Linked DNA regions of Homo sapiens: region 2 is linked to region 1. Evidence: read pairs that join two places in POLR2A ChIA-PET (ENCODE). Cell type or tissue: Panc1. All regions are shown on one strand.

What was found. ChIA-PET counts read pairs that join two places held together with the same protein. Peaks named below come from ENCODE experiments on the same cell type or tissue, not always from the same donor. Only the 100,000 strongest peaks of a DNase experiment are listed, where the experiment ranks them.
Region 2: POLR2A ChIA-PET joins it to region 1 with 5 read pairs; 3 of 35 experiments call an interaction of 5 or more read pairs at or near these places.

What each region holds. Positions count from the first base shown.
Region 1 is chr4:8,846,814-8,849,313 of GRCh38, reverse strand. It overlaps a transcript of HMX1 not described here. Among named protein-coding and RNA genes, the nearest start is that of HMX1, 24 kb to the left of the region's middle. In Panc1, no CTCF peak of the experiment used is centred here; a DNase peak (open chromatin) is centred at 1,353.
Region 2 is chr4:8,897,725-8,900,224 of GRCh38, reverse strand. No RefSeq gene overlaps it. Among named protein-coding and RNA genes, the nearest start is that of HMX1, 27 kb to the right of the region's middle. In Panc1, no CTCF peak of the experiment used is centred here; no DNase peak of the experiment used is centred here.

The DNA of each region.
Region 1 (2,500 bases):
TAGGGCCCTGCCTGCATTTCAGCTTGCTTACCTCAGGAAGACCCTATTTCCAAATAAACTCCCGTTCTGGGGTGCTGCCGGTCAGGACCTCCCCATACACATTTGGGAGGACACAGTTCAGCTCATGACAGCTGCCATGGTTGGACCCGTCTCACAACCTCATGAAAAGGCTTCATCCCACACTTCATACCCCCGTTTCACAGATGGGAAAATCGAGGCTCTGAGAGAAGACGTCCACGATGGAGCAGCGGGCAGGGGGAGGAGGCCCACCCCCCTCAGCCGGGTCTCCACCCCCACGATGCTGCACTCTGTTCAGAGAGGAGGAATTGCTCCTGCGGTAACGTGAGCTGGACAGGTTACCCTCTGCTGGATACAGCCCACCTTTTCACAGAGGGAACATTTTTCTCTTTGTAGTTGGAAGGTGAGGCTTTGAGCACGGTGCACAGATGGCCAAGTGTCAGGGACTCCAGGCCCTTCCCTTGGGCAGCAGCCTGTGGTCTTCACCAACCAGGAAAAGCCCTTATGATGTCTCCTTGCTACTTGCCCTGGGGTAATCTTCTGACCCAGGTTGGGTGTCAGGCATGTTGGCATCTTGCTTGGTTCTAGTGGCCTGCAGATCTGTGTTCTTGCAAGGCATATCTGAAAAAAGGGGGATGGGGGAGCCTGGTTTAGGTTGGTCTACAGCAGCCGGCACCTCCAAGCATGCCTGGAGCAAGTGCCAAGTTATGGGCCCAGCTCCATCCACATGCTGTGTGACCCAGGCAACTTACTTGCCTTCTCTGGCCTCAGGTTTCCTATTTGTAAAACAAGGGGATTGAACTAGGGCATTCCAAGTACTCTGCCTAGATGAGTAAAAAACAATCATAAAATTTCCGCAAACTCTTTATTTCCATTTTATCAAAATATCATAGGCTTCAAGGTGGCATTGTCCAATAGAAGCTATGACTGTGAACCACATATGTGATATAAATTTTCTAGTAGCTACATTAAAGAACAAACAGTTGCAAATAAATGATAATTTCATCCAACATGTTCAAAATTACCATTTCAGTATGCAATCAATATAAAAATATTGAGTTGCTTTACATGTTTCGGACTCTCTTTGGAGAGCACAAAAGTATGCATTTTTTACTTACAGCACATCTCCATTCAGATGCCGAAGTTTTATTGGAAATACTTGATCTGAATTTAGCTATCATAAGATTTACAGTTGAAAAAGCAGATTCTCAGACCCAAGTTGTTCCAAACATACTTCAGTGTTGTCCAATAACTGAATCGAGTGTCGAGTTTTAGATTCAAAATTCGGTTCGCTGAGCTCAGATGTCACCCTGGACCTGGCGCTCCAGGGAGTCGGAGCCTGTTCCAGTTACCGTAAAGCCTGGAGTATAGGGGGCTCGTTGATTCCAGTTCAACTTAATCCACTGGCTCTCAGCTCAGGTCCTCTCCAGAGCCACTCCAGCCAACCCCGAGGTTCTTCTTGTCCTTCCCATTCCCCTGTTTCTGAATCCTGTTTCTTTATTCTTGTGTCCAGAAAGCAATTACAGAGTACCAACTGTATGCAGGATATAATGAAGGAGGCAGTATAGTCAAGGCAGGCCTCATATACTGGAAAGACCACAGCTCCAGGTTCAAATCTGGGCACTGCTAGCTCCACGGGAGGCTGTTTCCACATCTGTGACCTGGGAGCCCTTGGCCCTGAGCAGAAGCATCTCTGTGGGGACAGAAGGGGGTGGTTTGCACGTGTCCAGTGTCTGGCCGATGTTCCTTCAGGTCCGCCTGCTCTCGGGACAGGAGTTGTGCCCGGCCCAGCATCTTCCGAAGAGCAGGGCTCAGTGGCTTCCGTCTGTTGGCGGCATCCCGTTACAGAAATAGCTCTTTGCAGATGTGGCTTCACCGTGAACAGCATTTCTCAAACCACGTTCCCAGAAACATCTTGCTCCTCCTGGTGTGAACCAGGAATTCTTAAGTCAAAGATATTCTCAGGAGACATCAGATCACTTAGTGGCTTTTTAAATTAAATTAAATTATTATTTTTTTTAATTTTTAAAGACAGAGTCTTGCTACGTTACTCAGGCTGGACTGGAGCTCCTGGGCTCAACCCTCCCCACTCAGCCTCCCAAGTAGCTGGGATTACAGGCATCCCTCACCACGCCCGGCTCAATGGCTTTGTACTTTTATTTGTAGACTTTCTTAGAGCCCTTGATGTGGCAATGCAAATGGTCAGGGAATTCCCACTTTGCCACTGTGTCAGCAGCCCTGGGCCTGGCACTTTGAGACAGGAGCTGAGTCATAGTCATTTCCGTGTCCCATGTCACTTTTGCACACAGGGAACCCCTAGCTGGCACCCTGCCCTCAGGGGGTGCCTGACAGTGGCCACTGATTAAAATGTGGGCTAAAAAGAAGCACTAAAACAACAACATGCTGGAGATCAGGGGAAGGGCCAATTATTTTCAGAGGATCCAGGAAGACTGCCTGTAGGAGGAGACATTGGAACTGAGCA
Region 2 (2,500 bases), 51 kb before region 1:
CTTGCAGGAATGATGTTCCAGAGAACATCTTGGAACTCAGATCATCAAGAAGAGATGGGTTAGAACAGCACCAAATATTCAGCTTTGAATCCATTCAGCGTTTTCTGCTCGAGTAGTGAGGCCCTGACGATCTGTGAGCCAGAGAAGCTTTCAAAGCCCTTTCTCTCTGAAGTGAGGAAGGCTGTACCCGGGGCCACGAGGACCCCATAAGGCTGAATGACTGAACCCACACTGGGGTCAGCAGCGTCACAGATGTTTTTTGTGACCCTCAGCCACTTTGAGGCTCCATTTGACGGCTATGCAAGCCTCGGCCCAGCACAGAGGGCTGCCTCGAGGCGAGATGGAAACTGGGAAAGGGATGGAGTCCAAGCTCGGATCCCAGCCCAGGGTGCCTTCTGGGGTGAAGCAGGGAAGGACAAGGTCTGGTTATGGCCGTATGGCCTCTGCTCCCCGCTTCTCCAGAGGAGAGTGGACAGGTTGAGATTTCCAAGAGAAAATGCTTTCAGCAAGAGGCAATTGCTTCCCTATCAACCCTAGGCTTTCAGGAAACCTGCACCTGCCAACACCTTTTGCTGTGGCTGATTTCACTGAAGATGAGACCCCCAGCTCTGGATCTGGTGTTTGTTAGCGCAGCCGGCCCTGGACAACTGCCGAGCAGAGCTGGGCCCCCTTCCAGGGACAGCAGAAAATGCTCAAGGCTGCTTACAAAAGCAAACTCAGGCCAGGCGCGGTGGCTTATGCATGTAATCCCAGCACTTTGGGAGGCCGAGGCGGGCAGATCACCTGAGGTCAGGATTTCGGGACCATCCTGGCCAACATGGTGAAACCCTGTCTCTGCTAAAAATACAAAAATTAGCCAGGCTGGTAGTGTGTGCCTGTAACCTCAGCTTCTCGGGAGGCTGAGGCAGGAGAGTCGCTTGAACCCGGGAGACAGGTTGCAGTGAGCCGAGATCATGCCATTGCACTGCAGCCTGGGTGACACAGCAAGACTCTGTCTCAAAAAAAAAATAAAAAAAGTAAACTCAAGGTGAGCTGGGCCGCACCCGAGTCCCTGCCAGGGCTATGTAACCCTGGGTCTGCAGGTCACTCTGCCTCAGGCTCAGTCTTCATGACTGTAAAATGGGCTGAATAATTCCTCACCTGTTAGAGAGCAAAGAGCTAAGCCACAGAGCACCTGAGAAGGATGCCAGCAGCCTTCAGGTGTGGCCTGTATGTCCTCACGATCCAACAGCTCTGGGGGCAGGAAGCACATATTTTAAAGATATAAAGGTATTTCAAAGAAATGATGATAAACTACCCAGATGTCTCCCTCTGGTTCCTCCAAGAAAACACATGACAGTAAAATCGCTCTAAGCAAACTGAATCTTGGTGCAGGGAGCCAGCTTTCTCTCCATCTGAAGACACTTTCTCCTAAATATTAAGATCATTAACACGTTTCCAGACAGGAAGAATGTACTGTTGTTAGCTTTAGACAAACATTATGCTAATTTCAAATCTAGAGCCAAAAACATGCTCCCACCACAATGTGGACGTCTTATTTGTCTTGGTTTCCTCCCATGTCTGATCAGCAGATGGAAACGCAAGTGCTTCAGCTCCTAAGGGGCGCTACGGACTGCCAGAAGGTAATCAAAACCACAGGCTACAGATGATGTGGATGGGGAGGAATTCCGCTCTTCTGGGCAAACTCCGGGTTTGGCTCCTCCTGCCTCGATTTCCTCCTTCCTCTGCCTGTTACCTTTCCTGCCTCAGGGGGTCCTCAGCTAACTTCCCGGTATTCTCTTCTCTCGAGACCCCAATGTCCCTCCACTCTGGTCACCTCCGTCTTTCACAATACAGCAGAGGTAGCTCCTCTCCCTTGTCGTTCCTTCCCCCAGCCCTTCTGGCTTGAAATGCTTTTACTTCCCCGGGCCCATCTAGAATGACAGCAACTGCATGTGCCTGGCTCTGTGCTCTGGGGGCTGGGGCCCAGCATGGGATTAGGTCAGCCTTCAGGCTAGTCCAAGTGAGTGGAGGTGGGAGCCAGGGACTGGTGATCCGAGGGGGACTCGTGCCAAGGACCATGATGGGACAGAGCAGAGGTGGCAGATTTTGCCCAAGGAGGCCCGAGAATCTCCAAGTGAGATGTAAACGCTGCCCACAATGTTTAAGACATCATTTAACAAAGAGTCGGTGCCCTAGGGTGCAGGCAAGTCCCAGCGTGGCAGGGAGGAGGCACCGAGGCTTGGGGTTGTGAGTCAGCCCAGACCAGCTGCAGGACACAAAGCAGGTAGGGAGGGACTTGCCAGAAGAGCTGGAGAGGAGGGAATGCCTGAGGCAGAGGGGCTGCTGCCAGGTTCAGGAACCCATTTGCTGGGCCATCTTGGGCAAATCACTCCACCTCTCTGGGACTCTGCGTCTGCACTTCTAAATGAAGACAGCACGGTGGCCTCACAGGCCAGCTGAAGAACACGAGTGAGGTCACGGCCACGAGTGCCACATGGGAATGGCCCTGGCTGTCTGC